2 separate regions of the Homo sapiens genome follow, and region 2 is linked to region 1. Evidence: read pairs that join two places in POLR2A ChIA-PET (ENCODE). Cell type or tissue: OCI-LY7. All regions are shown on one strand. Links, peaks and the distances in the headings refer to the core of each region. The heading gives the core; the rest is flanking DNA.

What was found. Peaks named below come from ENCODE experiments on the same cell type or tissue, not always from the same donor. Only the 100,000 strongest peaks of a DNase experiment are listed, where the experiment ranks them.
Region 2: POLR2A ChIA-PET joins it to region 1 with 7 read pairs; 3 of 35 experiments call an interaction of 5 or more read pairs at or near these places.

Annotation. Positions count from the first base shown.
Region 1 is chrX:31,328,671-31,338,808 of GRCh38, reverse strand. All of the region lies in intron 61 of DMD (dystrophin), which reads left to right. Among named protein-coding and RNA genes, the nearest start is that of FTHL17, 260 kb to the right of the region's middle. In OCI-LY7, for the core only: no CTCF peak of the experiment used is centred there; no DNase peak of the experiment used is centred there.
Region 2 is chrX:31,242,800-31,252,937 of GRCh38, reverse strand. The region is part of intron 63 of DMD (dystrophin); the gene reads left to right. Among named protein-coding and RNA genes, the nearest start is that of FTHL17, 180 kb to the right of the region's middle. In OCI-LY7, for the core only: no CTCF peak of the experiment used is centred there; no DNase peak of the experiment used is centred there; H3K4me3 peaks cover 1,373 bases; H3K27ac peaks cover 2,633 bases.

The DNA.
Region 1 (10,138 bases), core at 1,475-9,474:
GACCACTCATCCTGGTTTGTCTGGGACTTTCCCGGATTTAGCACTGGAATTCCCATTTTCCAGGAAATCTCTGTAGTCCCAGGCAAACCAAGATAGTTGCTCACCCTAGCCTTAGGTAAAATCCCTAGAAGTAGAGCCCTATTTAGATAGATGGGGCTTCTTGTAGAAGTAATTTGTTCAGGTGAAAGGGAGTGAGGGAAGCAGGATAAAGTAAGAAGGATGCTGGTCAAGGAGTTAAGTGGGAAGGAAGAGACTCACTTCAGCTTGATCCCACAGGGAGCTCTGGAGAACAAATTGTCCCTACTTTGAGATAAGGGGCCTGGGCTTTTTGTTTGTTTGTTTTGAGATGGAGTCTTGTTCTGTCACCCAAACTGGAGTGCAATGGCGTGATCTTGGCTCACTGCAACCTCCGCCTCCCAGGTTCAAGCTATTCTCCTGCCTCAGCCTCCCGAGTAGCTGGGACTACCGCGCCTGGATTTTTTTTTTTTTTTTTTTTTTTGTATTTTTACTAGAGACGGGGTTTCACTAGGTTGGCCAGGCTGGTCTCGAACTCCTGATCTCCTGATCCGCCTGCCTCGGTCTCCAAAAGTGCTGGGATTACAGGCGTGAGCCACCGCGCCCAGCCAGGGCTGGGCTTTTATTTTCCCGTGTGAATTAGTCATTGGCTGTGGATTTCTGGGGAGTAGGAGATAGCAAAGCAGTTCCCATTTGGCCAAGGGAGGATTTCTGGTGAAAGGACCAATGAGGCCTTAGCAACCAACACTCACAACAACTGCGGCTGGGTGAACCAGCTCAGTAAAAGGGATCTGAGTGGAACAACAATAGTATTAACCTCTCCTAGACTTTATGAAGCTGCTATCATACCCCATGCATAATCTGGCTTTAGAGCTGAATGGGCGCATTTAGCTGGATCACTAACCACCACTCCTTCGTCACGGACTTACATGGAAATTAGCCCGGTGGCATGGAAGAGATGAGACAAATGTCTGTTTCTTTCTTATTTCATCTTCCTCATTGTGACAGATTCTTCTGGGCCTCATGAGGAGCTAGGGCCAAGAGACCAGCACCAGAGTTCTGAATCAGTTTTATAACATGGGCACTATTTTGGTGGAATGCTGGCTCTGAAGGGTGTATTTTTACACTACCCAGAAAATGAAGGCATTTGTGAATTTGGCCTGGGGTAGCATTTTGTCATCTGTCCAAAATACAAAGCTTTGCACAACAGAAATAGTGGGATCACATCCCTGTGGGCAAGAATCATTACTTTCGTTTTTCCATTTGGATGTTTTCCATTTTCAGAACACAACCAGTTTGGGATTACAAAGTACTTTCTGGTGAGAACTTTGAAGTGAGGACAAAAGGCATTTTGTTCTTTAGTAGACTTACATAAACTGTTCCTGGTTTAAAAACCATTCTAGATTTTTAAATAGACTTTCAGATATCTGCAGTAAAAATCATCTTGATTTCAGGCGACTGCAGGTACTGCTCTGTTATGTGCTATGTCTCCTTAAGGCTGTAAGGGACAGGGATAGGCTTAGGTGATAAGGAACATTTTCAGGATACAGAGAGGCATGAAGAATAACATGGGCCGGGCGCGGTGGCTCACACCTATAATCCCAGCACTTTGGGAGGCTGAGGCGGGCGGATCACGAGGTCAGGAGTTGGAGACCAACCTGGCCAACATGGTGAAACCCTGTCTCTACTAAAGACACAAAAAATTAGCCAGGCATGGTGGCGCACACCTGTAATCCCAGCTACTCAGGAGGCTGAGGCAGGAGAATCGCTTGAACCCAGGAGACGGAGGTTGCAGTGAGCCAAGATCACACCATTGCACACCAGCCTAGGCAACAGGGCGAGACTCCATCTCAAAAAAAAAAAAAAAGAAAGAAAGAAAAGAATAACATGGAACAACAGACACCACGAAACATGTTTGCTTCTTTCTGTATATGCATTTGCTGCCATAGACTTCAGACTATTACAGTATCATATCTTCTCTCTTCTCTCCACCTAACACCTTCTACTTATAGTTTCTACTTTCTTATGACTTCCATTTTCTTCCTTTGTTATCCGACTTTTTAAACTTCCCCACCCATCTGTCATCTCTGTTTATCTCTGTGTATTACATTCAAGCTCTCCAAGACAAAGCATCTGATTGGATTAGTTATTTATTATCCATCTAAGGGTAATGCCATCTCACAGGCCACAGGCCAGACTGTAAACTAGGCTTTCTTGACCTGGGCACTATTGGCATTTGGGGCCAGATAATTAGTGGAATGCTGGCTCTGAAAAGTGTATTTTTACACTACTCAGAAAATGAAGGCATTTGTGAGTTTGGCCTGGGGTAGCATTTTGTCATCTGTCCTAGAATACAAAGCTTTGCGCAACAGAAATGGTGGGATCACACCTCTGTGGGCAAAAATTATTGGGGGCTGTCCTGTGCATTATCTCTGGCCTCTACTCACTACATGCCAGTAGCACTCCCCTCCCTTAGCTGTGACAACCAAAAATGTCTCCAGACATTGTCTGTCTGATGTCCCCTGTTGGGTGAAATTGCCCCTAGTTGAGAATCACTCCTTTATACCAATGCCTGCACAATTTGTGGTAATGAAAGTCATGTGGAACACTAAATACAGTGACCTATGCCTGAGGAATTATTTGAAGTTGCTTTTCTGCATCCTTAGGGACCCTTTAGTCTCTCGATGAAAGGGAGTGTCCTCAGCAGACAATCTTCAGGAATTGCATCAGCTGCCTCACCCAAGATCATACCCCTTACAGGGGCAGCTCTTCCTGATCAGTGTAGGGGAATAATGACCTGGCCATTTTGGCCCAACTCAGGAGAACATTAACATTCTAGCTCAAGAGCTCCCATGGGGTTGAATGAGACTGTCACTGGGTCTGCATTCACCTTGACTTCTCCCTATTTCTATTCCTGTTTCTTTCACTTCCCTTCCACAGTTGTCTATCCTGCTCTCTAATCATTGCCTTAGAGTTGGCTTCCTGGAGGAAGCCAATCTGTGAGGGGGCAATGAAATTGACAGGCATTTAGAAGCATCTAAGAAAAAGGTATTATAATAGGCCCATTACAGTCACTGGGTAATTTGATTTACTCTTGCTTTCATAATGAGGTTGATTATTTTGTTCAGGATAAGTAGTGATTATTATTATTTAAGGTGTCCAACCTCATGATCTCCATTAATAGGTAAGGACTTTGGGGACAGCATAAAATTACATGAATCTCTTACCTTAAACCTTAAGCTCAGCAGCATACATGCCCATGACAGGCAAGAGTTAGAACGTAAGATGGTCAGTAACATAGATCTTGAAAGGAAATATGTTGGAGTGTGAGCACTTTAAGGGCATAGGGCCTGCATTACTTTTTTATTAAAAATAATTTTGCATCTAACACAACATCTTGCATATTAGATGCAGGATATGCCTTGATTGAATGAATAACTGGGCACTTAAAAGATTGTTCCCAGTCTAATAAAATGAAAGAACTTAGCCTGGTGCTTAGTCTAATGTCCAGAAAGAGTTAATGAACTTCACTTTATCTTCAGTCAGTTAAGAATTGATTCACTTTGTTACTCAACAAATGTCTGTTGAATGACCAATGTAAATCAAACTCTGATCTAGGAACTGGGGAAACGGCAGTAAATAAAACAAAGTTTATTTATTGTGGAGCTTACATTTTAACAAGAGAAGATGGACAATCAGGTCATGATAAGTTTGATTTAAAAACAAAGAATAAAGCAGGCTAAAGGGGCTAGAGGATGGGAGAAGGGGACCCTTTTAGTGGAGTGGTCAGGAATGGTGACATTTCAGTAGAGATGTGAGGAAGTACACCAGTCAGATATTGGGGGACAAAGTGTTCCAGGTGGAGGAAACAGTAAAAGTAAAGGATCCAAGATGGAGCATGCTTAGAGGGTTTGAGAAATATTAATAGCAAGGAAGCCAGTATGACTGAAGCCAAGGAAGAAAGATGGTGAATGATAGGAGGTCAGTGAGTGACCAAGGGCCAGACGAGGAAGGGTCTTATCAACTATGGTTGGCTATCGTTAAAAGCCTTTGGCATATATGCTTTGTGAGAAGGGAAGTCATAGAATTCTGAGCTAAGAAGTGACATGGTGCCTGTAGCATTGTTACTTACTGTGCCTGTAGTATTCATTCATTCATTCCTATATTTATTAACAAAAACGAGTCACCTGAAATATGAAGATAAAAAGAGAATTATTGCCTTGGGACATTTAAATACCAATCACAAAAGACAGACCTATAAAAAATGACCTCCTACAGTGGTAGTAAATAGTGGGTGCAATGGGAGTAGAATGGAAGGGAGGAATCCATTCCACAGTGAGAGAAAGGAGATGTTCTATCTAGTTGAGTATTAACGCATATTGTCCCTGAGGCTACATGCAAATCCAAAGTAGAGGGTATTCCTTTTGATAGGAACTTAGCAAAGAATGTTTATAATTGCTTGGTCCCTGATCTCACCTAGCAAGAGTCACAAGATGCATTCAGTGATGAAAAATCAGTTTCTCCCTTCTACTTAGCCATTCTGATAAGATGAATATCTCGGGCCGGGCGCGGTGGCTCACGCCTGTGATCCCAGCACTTTGGGAGGCCAAGGTGGGTGGATCACCTGAGGTCAGGAGTTCAAGACCAGCCTGACCAACATGGTGAAACCCCGTCTCTACTGAAAAATACAAAAGTTAGCTGGGCATGGTGACAGGCACCTGTAATCCCAGCTACTTGGGAGGCTGAGGCAGGAGAATTGCTTGAACCCAGGAGGCGGAGGTTGCAGTGAGCCGAGATCGCGCCATTGCGCTCCAGCCTGGGTGACGGAGCAAGACTCTGTATCCAAAAAAAAAAAAAAAGATGAATATCTCCCTTTCCAGTTTCGTGTGTAGTCTCCTTACCGCCCTTCTGTTCAGAAAAGGGATTTCTTACGTATGTATAATGAATATAAATATAGGTTTTAGAGAGCACTAATGTTTTAATGAGATAGAAATAGGCAGACGAGAGAGAATAATTGAAGGATTAGTCAACATGAGGGCAATTTGATAGGGAAAGAAAAAGTCTGAGCAGGAAATGTCTGTGGAAAAAAAAAATCGAAGAGGAATGGAATGAAATGAGCTCATTTATGGTGTGAGTTAGGGACAGAAGGGATTTATTCTCAGGAGGTGAAAAGTGAAGGAGTTCATGTTATAGAATTCGACCTAGACCAGCTATCAAGGGAAAGAAAGTAATTCAAAAGACTTGGTCCAGGAGATCTGGAGCAGATACATCTATTAGAGGAAGATTCAGTTTTGAACTGCATCTTCAGTTATTCCTGGAACCCAACACAAAAGCTCATGACAACCTTGTTATCTTCAGGCAAAAAAAAAAAAAAAAAAAAAAAAAAGGCGGGGGCAGCAAGGCTTATGTCTTAAACAAGACAGCACATAACTTCAGGTCAGAGAATTCCATTAACATGAATCACCCACACCAATTTAAATAGGAAAAAAAATAGTAAGCTTGGTTATGTAAAAATTTAGTTTAAAAATCAGAACCAACAATTGAAATTAAACAAGAATGTTTTATTTATTTCTAAAAATATTTAGCTATTTATTTTGAATTCTGAAGCAATACTAATATAGTATATAATGATAAAACACAGTTGATTTTCATAGTAAACATCAGCATCAGAATGCCAAGAGGAAGATTTGTCTCCGTTCATGTTTTATTACTCTGAGAACCGCGTAACATTTTTTAAAGAGTCAGAAAATGGCTAGAAAAAGAGGAAGAAAGATTATTTCCTTAACTAGTTCCCTGGTCCCATGCTTTGGTGGTTAACAGTCAGTTTAACTCTAGAACCATGGAAAGTCTCTGTCACTTTCCTGGTTACCCTGGGATTCCTCACATTGGCAGTAAGTTCGTGAATGAGATAAATATCCTGATAACTAGCTACATTAATGATGAAAATAATTATAAACGTAGGAGTTGGAATTTTTAAAAAGTATCGAGCGCTCTGTGCTCTTAACACAGAGGAAGCATTTTGCATAGATTAACCCGTTTAATCCTCACACCAACCTTTAAAATAAGGACTGTTATTGTCTCCATTTCACAGAAGAGAAAACTGAGACTAGAACAATTTACTAACATATTCAAGTTCATACTTGTAACTATTATGGATTATCAGCCTTAGAAAAGGGGTTCCAGACACCAGTGAATAGCAACCCACACGTCTCAACTGCACAGACCAAAGAGGATGATAATCCCCATTAATCTTTGCATGTTAGTAGAGGCAGTGGCTAGTAACAAATGGGAGAGACTTTGGCTGGAGGATATTTTTTATTCTTTAATCTTTATGATACTGTTTCCCCTCTCCCCTTCTCTCTCTACTCCTCTCTCTGTCAGCTGTATCCACAATAATGCCACAATATAACTACTATACAAGAATATAAAGCTTCTGTTCTCATGCTTATGGGTCTACAGGTCAACTGTAATTCGGGTGATCTGGATAAAACTTGACTGGAAAGCTCTACTTCATACTGAAGCATGCCTGGGTTCGCCTCTAGGCTGTGAGTTCAGTTTAGATGGTTTCTAAATGTGTTGGGTTGTGAGCCCCAGACTAAAGGATCAGAAGCAACCTGGGGCATGTTCTCATGGCAGATTGCCAGTGTGACAAGCCTCTGTTCACATCATATCTGCTAAAGCAAGTCACATGGTCAAGCAAGCCAAGGTCAAGGAGCTAGGAAGCACACTGCGCTCACCATGAGGCCATGGCTAAGGTATACATGTTTAGTTCTTTCACAACTGAGTGAAAAATGGGCCCCAAATTCAATCTCTCCTATACTCTTTTTGCGTTAATTGCTAGTTCTTTCTCACTCTTCTCGCTTTCTAATGGATGTACATCCCATCTATGATCATTTGGTTTTTAATATCTGAGTTGCTCCCTACTGTCTCAGGTTTCAAATTTTACTTTCCTTGAAATTTCCCTGGTGCCTAATACAATACCTTTCACACAGAGAGCGTTCAGCAAATGGTGTGGACTGCCTGTCGTCTTTTAAAAGTACATCTGCAGAGACAGTAAAGGCACCTGGCGATATTGCATTGACTTGTTAGTAACCTGACTTAACCCAGATGGCCCAAAGACTGTAACCACCATTACCTGGAGGAAAGTTCCCTGGTAATGCAGTCAGCCAATTATGTTCGAATTTACTCGAAAATTCCTTGAGCATAAATTATTCATGGCTCTATTTATGTAGGTATCTATCTTCCTATATCTGACCTTAGGAAGCTTGATTGCTTTCTTACTCTTCTAATAATCACCGTGATGTTTTTGAAGTTTTCTATAAGTCGGTTAGAAGCAGCTTTTTTTTCTTTTTTTTTTTCATGAGTAATGCCGCCCAACTTTGGCTATTAGACTTTGTGTGACTGTGCAGCCATCAGCACTGGATATTAGATATAGTTTTATCTCTGCAACTCAGTCACCTTGCCAAGAATTTTAGTATGAACTCTTGACTTCCCAGATCAAATGTGAGCCTGATACTCTAAATGACTTGGCAATCTACTGACAAATCCCATGGTGTGGTATTCTGTTCACCATGTGCAATGGTCTCAGAGCTCAGCATTATCTGTCTGACAGCTCATATAATATTTACAGGTTGTTATTCGTTAGGAATTTTAGTTAGCCATAAAGATTTTCACAGCTATGGCAGACATTAGAGGTCTCATTCATCACTCTTGTGACCTTCCTCTCTGGAATGTAGCCCATCTGTCTCTGCTGTTGAAATCTTTATGGAAAGTCTGCCCATCTTTGAAAGTTTAGTAAGTGATCTTAAAGTTTTCATTGAATCTTTACTTTTGATATACGATATAGACATATAAAGCACTATCCTTATTTTAATTTAACGTTTTGAAAAGTGTTAAATTTAACTTGGCCTTTCATTTAAATGACAGAAAACTTACTCTTGCTACAGGAACTATATGCGTCACATCAAAAGAAAATAGAAATCATACAGAAAAAAATTGGAATGGGAAAAATTACACATATATACATATATATTCAACACTAATAACTACATGAAAGCTTAAATACTGTATTATAATCCTGATTATGACTTTAGGAAATGAAAACGATAGAAATACATTTTGCATATAATTTAACGTTATAAAGAAACCCTAAGCAAATTCAGTAATGAAGTGAACTGAATAGGCTGGGTTACAGAGCACAAGAGAGGGATGACCAACAATCAGATGTTGCCCCTTTCCATTTCTGTTTTCCTCTTTTTATACACAACTTCTCAAATGCTTGCTTCCCCTCCGTCTACTCCCTCCTTCAGCCTCTGATCACTAGTGTGAAATTGCCCTTTTGAGGTCACCAGTGATCGTGGGATCAAATACATCTTCTTCTTCTACACCCTTAGTCTGTCAGGCTCAAGAATTGCTTATACTTCACCAGCTAGGCTGTTCTTGTGTTTCATCCCACTTTATTCTAGCTTCTGTATTATTTTTCTTTGACAGCAGTTCTACTGCCACCGCCATTTGGGGGCATTTGCCAGGGTACATTCCCTTTTGTTTTCCTCCACTGTACTCATCTTTTTTTTTTTTTGTACTTTTATAGCTTTCTTGGGGTATAATTATATGCAAAAATATGCATATTTAATATATGTAATTTGGTAAGTTTGGACATATGTATACACCCAAGATACTATTGCCACAGTCAAACTAAAGATAACGAACATATTCATTACCTACAAAAGTTTTGTGTCCCTTTGCTTTTGTGTGTGTCTGTGCATGGCAAGAACACAACATGAGATGGACCCTCTTTTTTTTTTTTTTTTTTTTTTTTTTTTTTGAGATGGAATCTTGCTCTGTCGCCAGGCTGGAGTGCAGTGGCACGATCTCAGCTGACTGCAACCTCCACCTCCCAGGTTCAAGCGATTCTCCTGCCTCAGCCTCCCGAGTAGCTGGGACTATAGGTGCGCGCCACCTCGCCCAGCTAATTTTTGTATTTTTAGTAGAGATGGGGTTTCACCACATCGGCCAGGATGGTCTCGATCTCTTGACCTCGTGATCTGCTCACCTTGGCCTCCCAAAGTGCTGGGATTACAGGGGTGAGCCACCGCGCCCGGCCGAGGTGGACCCTCTTAATCCCCTTAAGTTTTAAGTGCACTACACAGTATTGTTAACTATAGGCACTATGTTGTACAGCAGATCTCTAGAACTTACTCATCTTGCATAAGTGAAACTTTATACTCATTGAATAACAATTTCTCGTTTCCCCTGCCCTGTCTTCTGGCAACCACTTTTCTATTTACTGCTTCTATGAGGTTGACTATTTCAGACACTTCATAAAAGTGGAGTCATACAGCATTTATCCTTCTATGACTGGCTTATTTCACTGAGCATGTCTGCAAGGCCCATCCACATTGTCACCAATGGTAGGAACCTTCTTTTTTTTAATGCTGAATGGTATTCCATTGTATGAAAATGTGGTGTATACATGCAGTTCTCTTTGTACGATCTTCCTTCCTTAAAGAGTCCAGCCATTCTCATAGCATCTGCTATGATTCTAGTACTTATGGTCTTGTCCTTTCACTTGCATTTCAGTGAAAAGAACCAAACTTATGCTGATGCAAATACCTGTACACAAATGTTGATACCAGCTTTATTCATGATTGCCAAATGCTAATCAGTCTATGGGCCTCTGATTTTCACTGCATAAAATATAGACTAATCTGTTTATCATTCATGCTGATGAATGGTGGATAAATGGTCTAGCTAAGAATGAAAGATCTGTTGTATAGATGTCATTGGTCTAGGAAGACAGAGATGTAGAAAGAAGTACCATAAGCCCAGGCAGTTAGATACTATTCAAAGGCATTTCTCTCTGCCATACTTTATACTACATGTGGCACATTAACAGTAGTTAGGAGTGGATTCAAGGCTGCAGATAAATGCTGCCCAGGTGAGAGAGAAAGAATTGGTTCCACAATTAACCATCATTCAGACAACACATCATAGCTATGTGATTACAAACATTATTTGTGTGGTGATTAACATTTTACAAAGCAATTTCATATTGATTTCCTCATTTTATCCTGACAACATTTTGGTGAGGGAGATATCATTATTCCCATTGGAATATAAGGAA
Region 2 (10,138 bases), core at 1,308-9,307, 86 kb after region 1:
CTCACTGCAACCTCCACCGCCCGCGTTCAAGCGATTCTCCTGCCTCAGCAGCCTCCCGCCACCATGCTCAGCTAATTTTTGTATTTTTAGTAGAGACGGGGTTTCACCATGTTGGCCAGGATGGTCTCGATCTCTTGACCTCATGATCCACCCGCCTCGGCCTCCCAGAGTGCTGAGATTACAGGCGTGAGCCACCGCTCCTAGCCTATAATCATATTTGTAATAATTGTACTTTATTTGTGTAGCACTTTACAATGGCGAAGAGTTTTCAGAAATAACCATATTTAATCCTCACACAGCTATAGAGTAGGTGGCATATGACCTGGATTTTCTATCAATTTCAGTTTCAGATTTTTTGTCCTGTCATCCCTTTGAGTGTCCTTCCAGTTTTTGATTTGGGAAATAATGCTACCATACCGGTGGATGGGGCAACTTTTCCCTTCTTTCCATTTGGACTTGAGCAGACTGAGACTCAAGACTTGATTTGATTTATACTCACTATGGTAGAAGATAAGGAACCAAGTCCAGAACACACATTTTACAAACTCCGAGTTCTCTGTTCTCAAAGGAACATCCATTACTCTTAGCATGATTTATAAAACTGCTTTATCGGCATAATTAAACTGGAATCCATATGACATTCTTTATTCCCTAGCTGACAAAATTAGCACAGGAGATTTACTCAAATTTGTTATTAAGGCTGTTATAAATGTTCTTCCTTTACTATTCAGCTTATAAAAGAAAAAAGAAAAATAATCTGCTCTTTTAACTTTGATTAGGATCCATTGACTTTCCCCATTTGTAAAATAGAAATGTAACTTCCAAATCAAAATTTATGGCATTTTAATGGACTGTTCTAAATATTATAATATTTTTTCTTGTTCAAATAACTTGATTTAAAGCTTCTAATTGAAGAACATAATAGATATTTCTGAATTGCATCTCTCCAAGCTTATTTCAGAAGGAAACTCAAAAAGAATTGTTCCTTAGACTTTGACTGGTTTACAGTTTTAAAAGAGCTGCCAAATTGTAGTTTACTGATCTAAATAAGAGGAACATTAAGGTTACACCTGCAGCTAGAAGAAAAGTGCTGGATATGTACAATTTTATGTAGCTGGATCTGCAGAAGATGATTTTTGCACACAGAGTAAAGGCATCTAAAAACGTGTCTGCTCTTATTCAGACATTTCCAATATTTCTTTTTTAAGCCCACAAGTCTGATTACCTCTGTATGTCTCTTGGGAGCTGCAATTTTGCTGGAAAGAGATTCAGAACAGTCAGAGCACTCACATAAAATAGATAGTTTTTAAAGTCTGTACCCTCTACGGTAGTAATAAAATGACCTAAAAATATTCTGAAAGTCTCTCTTATGACATAGTGGATGAATCATTAGCTTATTTATGAATTGGTGATATTCTGTGGGAATGTTTCAAAATTTGCTATTCCACAAAGCGTTCATCGCTTGCATAACTCCAGGAAAGTCATTACACCCCCTCATAAATAGAAGCTTATATAACGGAGACAAATGTTGCTTATATTGATATATTTACATACAGATTTCTTTACCAAGCATTAATTTTGGTAAGAAAGTGATTGTTTTTATATTTTACTTTCTTGGTCTGTAAAGAGGCTATCACTTTAAGGCCAGGCATGGTGGCACGCACCTGTAGTCCCAGCGCTTCCAGAGGCTGAGGCAGAAGGATCCCTTGAGCCCAGGAATTTGAGTCCAGCCTGGGCAATATAGCAAGACGTTGTCTTAGAAAAAAAAAAAAAGAAGCTATCACTGAAGAGCAGTGCTTCTCAAACTGGTGAAGGGCCAGGTTTTTGTTGGTGGTGGGTTTTTTTTTTTGTTTTTTTGAGACAGAGTCTTGCTCTGTTGCCAGGCTGGAGTGCAGTGGTGCGATTTTAGCTCACTGCAAACTCTGCCTCCCGGGTTCAAGCGATTTTCCTGCCTCAGCCTCCCGAGTAGCTGGGATTACAGGTGTGCACCACCACACCCAGCTAATTTTTGCATTTTTAGTAGAGACGGGGTTTCACCATGTTGGCTAGGATGGTCTCGATCTCTTGACCTCATGATCTGCCAGCCTCCGCCTCCCAAACTGCTGGGATTACAGGCGTGAACCACTGCACCCAGCCGCGGTGGTGGTTTTTAACATACTACACATCACAGATTTTTAGGTGGTGCTAATGAAACTGACAAGTATGCATTCACACCACATGTAACTCAACAGTCAAGTTCAACAACACTTGACCTCGTCTGTACCCTGCTCCATGAGATGAATTCATTGATCATGAATTTGGATGTCATGGCAATGTCAAATTGCTATAGAAGTTACTTAACACACTGTCCATATCTATGCTTGTGAAAGACCATATTTTGAGTAGCACTGTTCTAGAGCACTTAATTTTTGAAAGTATAAATGTAAACTCAAATCAAGTGACTCAGGTCGGGGGAGGATAATTAACCAAACAGGAACACCTGAAAATGTTATTTATGCGGTTTAATGTTTTGCCAGTTGAGTCAAGTTCAGGCAGAGGAGGGATCTATTTTCTTTCCCACTTGGTAGCTCTCCTTAGCAATTGTTTTAGAAGACAAAGCATAGAAATCATTGTGTTACAGGAAGGAACCAGAGATTAAGCGGCAGAGCCACTGCTGCCTAGTTTAATGTCTCTCGCACCCCCTATAATTAAATATAATGTATATAATGTGATAAGTTTAAAATACAGGTTTGCTTTTATCTAGAATATAAACTGTGATATATGCACTCTTTATGGGGTGCATTCAGTGGGGGAACTAATTGATTATACTGTGACTTTCCTATTGTCACTTTATGAGTTTAGGTTTGGAGGCAATGTTTTGCAGCAACAAAATTGTTCATTGACTTTGAGGCTGGATTTAAATTCTGATTCTGTCACCAGTTCTCTGTGGTCAAAAAGGAAGCCACTAATAATTTTAAACCTCAGTTATGTGATGTATTAAATAGTTATGATGAGACTTATCTTGTGTTGTGAGGATTAGAATGACATATGTAAGGTAACAGAATGTCTGATGTAGTAACTGCTCAAGGAATTATAATTGCTATTAGTGATATGCATTATTATTATTAGTTATTATTATCATATACCAGTGTCTCTCCTTATTTAATAATCTATTGGGTTCCTGAATTGAGATACCAAGAATTCAGATAGTGAGAGACACCTAGGTTTAGGTCTTCACATTTGACACTCAAGGAGCCACTAAATTTTTCTGAAGTATTTTACTTCTTAACCAAGGTGATAAAGATCACCTGATCACAATTTATCCTAACTTTTGGAAAGCATACACGTACTTTAATTTGACATGCAAATTAAAATAATACATTTTGTACTGTGTTGTTTGCCCTCCCCCAATTCTAAAATAATATATCATTCAGGATAAAAAAGACTACACTTTGGGAGGCCGAGGCAGGTGGATCACCTGAGGTCAGGAGTTCGAGACCAGCCTGGGCAACACGGTGAAACCCCATCTCTACTAAAATAAAAATTTAAAAAAGCCAGAAGTGGTGGCGTCTGCCTGTAGTACCAGATACTCGGGAAGCTGAGGCAGGAGAATTGCTTGAACCTGGGAGGCACGGGTTGCAGTGAGCCAAGATCGCACCACTGCACTTCAGCCTGGGCAACAGAGTGAGACTCTGTCTCAAAAAAGAGCATAAATATCTAATAAATGATGGTGGTACTAGTCTGTGGTAGTGGAGGTATCACAGAATGGCTGTAGAGATGAGGAGGGCTAAAACTGTGAAAAGCCTTATATGGTATGTTGAAGGTTTTTTATACTAAGGTTTTTGATTTGGAAGATGTATCAATCAGGGTCTGCCTGGTCAGAAAACATAAACCCTCTAGTTATTTCAAACAAAGGGAATTTAATGCGGGAAATTGGTTACTCAAGAATGGAAGTGCTGAGAAGCCACACACACAGCATGAAGTTTCTGTTATACCTAGGGCTGGAGGGACAATGACAAGAGGTGGTATCACCAGAGCCCCAGATGTCATGGGCATCAAGGCGGAGTTGGAACCTTTGGCCAGCTGGGACCAATGAGGGAGGGGCTCCGAGGGAGCTGGAGCCAGGAAGGAGACACAGTTAGCCAGACCTATTGCCGGAGGTAGAATGAAAAAGGAAGTACGCCCGGCTTCTCCTTTCCGCCTGCCCTCTAGGCTTCTGCCAGTGACTCCTATTGGCCAAACTTACTTGGAAGCCAATTGGTAAGGGAGCAGGAAAATGTACTGTAATAAACAGCAGAGCAGAGAAAAGGCAGAGAAAGTATCAAAAACCAACAAGCAAATGATTGAAGTACAGGAGATCCCATGGACAGTAAGGCAACCAACCCTCTATGCAGATATTTCGGGAACAAGAAACATAAAAAAACTAAAAAGCTTTCATAGGAGTTTGAGGTGACATAGATAAGATACCAGAAGGACATCCTGGGTTCAAAGGAAACTGATCTTAAAGGAGAGGAGGTAGCAATTAAAACAAATTATCTGCAGAGAAGTCCAAACACTAAGGATAAGCTTCCATGCATTTGATGAAAGTACTTGCGACGTTTACAGGTGTTTATGCTCATGACTCTCAAGACTAAATACAGACATACCTTGGAGATTTTGCAGGTTCAGTTCCAGAACACTTCAGTAAAGCAAATATCACAATAAAGTAAGTCACACAAGTGTTTTGGTTTTCTAGTACATATAAGTTATGTTTACTCTATAATGTAGTCTAGTAAGTGTGCAACAGCATTATGTCTTAAAAAACAATGTACATACCTTAATTTAAAATACTTTATTGTTAAAAAAGCTAACGATCACCTGAGCCTTCAGCCAGTAATGATCCTTTTGCTGGTGGAGGGTCTTGCCTCGATGTTGATGGCTGCACAGCATGGTGGTTGCTGAAGGTTGGGGTGGCTGTGGCAATTTCTTAAAATAAGACAACAATGAAGACTGCCACTCAGTTGACTCTTCCTTTTGTGAAAGATTTCTCTGTAGAATGTGATACTATCTCATGAAACCACTTACTTTGCTCATCCATAAGTAGCAACTCCCTATCCATTAAAGTTTGATCATGAAATTGCAGCAATTCAGCCATATCTTCACGCCCCACTTGTGATTTCAATTTTCTTCCTGTTTCCACTACATCTGCAGTTACATCCTCCACTGAAGTCTTGAACCCCTGACAGTCATCCATGAGGGTTGGAATCAACGTCTTCCAAACTCCTGGTAATGTTGATATTTTGACGACCTCCTATCAATCACAAATGTTCTTAATGGCATCAAGAATCACTTCCAGAGATTTTTTTTTTTTTTTTTTTTGAGACACAGTCTTGCTATGTTGTCCAGGCTGGAGTGCAGTGGCGTGATCTAGGCTCACTGCAACCTCTGCCTTCCTGGGTTCAAGTGATTCTTCTGCCTCAGCTTCCCGAGTAGCTGGGACTACAGGCGTGTGCCACTACGCCCGGCTAATTTTTGTATTTTTAGTAGAGACGGGGTTTCACCATTTTGGCCAGGCTGGTCTCAAACTCCTGACCTCATGATCCACCTGCCTCGGCCTCCCAAAGTGCTGGGATTACAGCCGTGAGCCACCACACCTGACTTCCAGAGATTTTCCATTTACTTTGCCCAGATCCATCAGAGGAATCACTGTCTATGTCAAGCTATAGCCTTACAAAATATTTCTCAACTAATAAGAGTTGAAAGTCACAATTTTTTCTTAATCCTTGGGCTACAGAATGGATGTTGTGTAAGCGGGCATGAAAACGTGAATCTCTTTGTACATCTCCATCCAAGCTTTTGGGTGACAAGGTGCATTGTCAGTGAGCAGTTATATTTTGAAAGGAAACCTATTTTGAACACTAGGTCTTACAGTGAGCTTGAAATATTCAGTAAACCATGCCGTAAACAGATACGCTGTCATCCAAGCTTTGTTTTTCCATTTATACAGCACAGGCAAAGTAGATTTCACATAATTCCTTTTTTTTTTTTCCTTCCAAGACGGAGTCTTGCTCTGTCACCCAGGCTGGAGTGCAGTGGTACGATCTTGGCTCACTGCAACCTCCACCTCCCGGGTTCAAGCAATTCTCCTGCCTCAGCCTCCTGAGTAGCTGGGATTACAGGCGTCTGCCACCACACCTGGTTAATTTTTGTATTTTTAGTGGAGACGGGGTTTCACCATGTTGGCCAGGCTGGTCTCCAACTCCTGACCTCGTGATCTGCCCGCCTCAGCCTCCCAAAGTGCTGGGATTACAGGCATGAGCCACTGTGCCCGGCCTGATTTCACATAATTCTTAAGGGCCCTGTGATTTCAGAATGGTAGATGAGCATTGGCTTCAACTTAGTCACCAGCTGCATTAGGCCCTACTAAGAGATACAGCCTGTCCATTGAAGCTTTGAAGGCAGTCATTGATTTCTCCTCTAGAGCTATGAAAGTCCTAGATAGTATCACCTTTAAATAGAAGGCTGTTTCATCTATGTTGAAAATCTGTTGTTCGTTGTAGCCACCTTCATCCATGACCTTAGCTTCATCTGGAAAACTTGGCTGCAGCTTCTGCATCAATGCTTGCTGCTTCATCTTGCACCTTAATGTTATGGATATGGCTTGTTTCCTTAAGCTTCTTGAAGCAACCTCTACTAGCTTCCAACTTTTCTTCTGCAGCTTCCTCATCTCTTTTAGCCTTCATAGAATTGAAGGGAGTTAAGGTTTTGCTCTGGATTAGGCTTTGGCTTAAAGAAATGTTGTGGCTAGTTTGATCTTCTATTCAGAGCACTCAAACTTTCTCCATATCAGGAATAAGGCTGTTTTACTTTCTTATCATTTGTGTGCTCGCAGGGTAGTACTTTTAATTTCCTTCATTAACTTTTCCTTTGCATTCACAACTTGACTGTTTGGCATGAGAGGCCTAGCTTTCAGTCTGTCTCATCTTTCAACATGCTTTCCTCACTAAGCTCAATCATTAATAGCTTCTGATGTAAAGTGACAGAGGTATGGCTCTTTCTTCCCTTGAACACTTAGAGGCCATTGTAGGGTTATTAATTACCCTGATTTTAATATTGTTGTGTCTCAGAACAGGAAGGCCAGAGGAGAGGGAAAGAGATGGGGGAACAGCTGGTCGGTGGAGCAGTCAGAACACGTATGACGTTGATCAATTAAGTTTGCCATCTTATGTGGGTGTGGTTAGTTGCACCCCAAAACAATTTCAGTAGTAACATCAACGATTACTGATCACGATTCACCATAATAGATATAAAAATAATGACAAATTTGAAATATTGAGGGAATTTTCAAAACGAGACACAGACCCAAAGTGAGCACATGCTGCTGGAAAAATGTCCATAGACATGCTCAACACAGGATTGCCACAAACCTTCAGTTTGTAAACAATGCAATTTTCACAAAGTGCAATACAGCAAAGTGCAATTTAATGAGATGAGCCTGTAATGAGCCTCTTTAAAGCAGGAACTGTCTTCCTCATCTTTGTCACCAGTGCCTGGTGCATGGTAGCCTCTGAAAAAATAATTGTTCATTGAATGAAGCACAGTAGAGCAAGGGAGAGTGATTTTGCTCGGGAGGAAAACAAATACCACTCAAGAAGATGGAAAGATACAGATGAGGGTTTTCTAAGGCGGATTATTAAACTGGCAAGATGGAACTCTGGAGAGATGGAGTTCTTTCCAGAAAGTAGAAGATAAAGCCTCAAAGTAATTAAAATAGGGAATATCAGTTAAGTTGTAGATTTTATTGGCAATTTGTTATCTTAGCAAAACCAAGTGAACTGCTATTCTGGAATTAATTTTGCCCTAAAAGGAATAATTAATTGATAAGGAGAAATAAGACCCGTAAAAAGTGTCACTATGGATTCAGAATTTATATGACAAAGAAAGGAAACACTGAACACAATTTGATGTGCTGATGGCCTCGTTCGTTCATTGGTTTCCTGCTTCAGTAAACATTTAAGAGCGTGCCATGTATTTTCAAACTTTAGGGCAACAGGCTAAAAATATCAAGGAGAAAAACGTTTACTGAGGGTATAGAAGTTTTTATGATCTTACTTTTATTGAACATTAAAACATGGATGTTCATTCTAGAAATTTTAGAAGGTGAAGTGCAAAAACAAAATGAAAATCACCTCACATCTCAGTACCCAGAAATAGCCACTATTTACATTTTAAAAGATTGCTTCCGGTCTTCTTTCCTATGCATTTTTATATAGTTGTTTGAGATAATAGAATGTTTAAAGTGTTGTATCCTACTGTAATCATAAGTCTTCTCTTATTCTTAGTTCCTCAGAGATGTTATTTTTCGCTAGTTGCAGTTTATTGGGGTACCACTTTTGTAAAAAAATATTTCCCAATTTTTGAAAATTGTGACAAAGAAAAGTCAAATTCGTGTTGAATTTATGGAAGGAAATCTTTAAGAATCTGGAGGCTTATTACTAACAAGCTTCTGAGAAGAAAGCCAAGTAAAGTGTTATAATACCTTCTGTCCAACAAGCTACTTATGTATAAGTGATGTTACAGAATAAAGTCAGTGTGGTCAAAAACAGACAGTCAGTTATCAGAAAGTTGATAAGTAACATTTATCCTATGAAAAATATAGCTATGAATTTAAATCAATAGTTTTCTACCACAAATATCTTAATGGATAAAATTTTCTTTACCAAATATGTATGGTGTCAAGGTGACAAGGCAAGTATCCTTGTAAACTTTCCGAATTACAGGAACAACTTTGCCCTTCTTAGCAAGCAATTTTATACAGAAACTCAACTTTATGATGGGTTTCTGTAAGTTTTAATTTTTATAATAACTGATATGTAAATATTTAGTTACCTTTAACTTATCTCTCCAGGTAGAATGGCTAGCAGACTGTTTTATCTTCTCAAAACATTTGTGTGTACAGTTCCCATGTTCTTTTCAAGGTTCTTGCTTCTAACTGTCAGTTAAGGCTTTTGTAGCCTCTTACTTCAGTTACATTTTCTGGCCAAGACGCAATTAAAGAATATAGAGCTGATAATTATTTCCATAGTCGTTTCCAATTTTTCTACTGTTCCACGTAAGACTTTGAGGAACACCTTTATGCATAACACCTTTCTACATTTGATTCATGTAAGTGGAATCACTGAGTCAAATGGTGTTAATGTTTCTAAGCTTCTTGGAATGCACTGCCTGAAACTTTCTCAAAAGGCTGTAGCCATTTACACTCATAATACTTCAAAGTGCCAATCTAACCATGTCCTTCCCAGCATGGAGTATTATTTTTACTTTTGCTATTGTAACAAGGAAAATTAAACCATCTCATTGTTAATATTTGTGTATTTTTTATTTCTAGTGACCACAAATGTTTTCTTTTAAATATCTGCTGGGTGTTTTTCTTCTTTTTTGAGTAATGTGAAAACAAAACGAAGTTAACCAAACACAACTCTTCCAAACTTTTCTGATATAATACACACTTTTTTGTGTGTTATGTTGAGGGGCTCTAGTTGGTAACAGCCTCCTGGTTACATAAATACTGTACAGTTTAATTTTTTTTCAGCTAAATAAGCCTTATCCCTTTATCCATCCTTAGTGGATCTATTATCTACCCATTAAATTAAATTTTATTCTCTATACCAACTCCTGTTTCTTCACATTTTTTAAATATATGCAGAGCCCTAAATTACAGTGGCTGTCCTAATAAAAGGCTATTCAGTTATTAACAGAAAAGGAAGATTGCTTCCTGCCTCTTGGGTGAGGAAGACTCATGTATACCATAGATATGGTCAGTTTACATTTACAGTTTTCTGTGAGGCATTGATTTTTTTCCCCCATAAATATGGAGTACTTAGAATGTTCAAAACCTTTCTCTGGGTAATAGAATGCACAAAAGTATAAGGCATGATCCCTGTTCATTGCCCAAGCTGGCGTGACTCTGGTCATGCAGCGGACTTCATGATGTGATAGAATTCCTTGCCTATGAGAGTGAAGGAGATGGTACCAGGTCTACTTGTGGCCGGTGGTGGAACACTTACATTATTCTAAGTCCTTTCTGTCTGTAGAACCCAAATGACAACCATATTATTTTATCTTCTCTTATTGCTAGTGGTATCGTTTATTAATGCCAACGTATACCCATTTTGCTTTT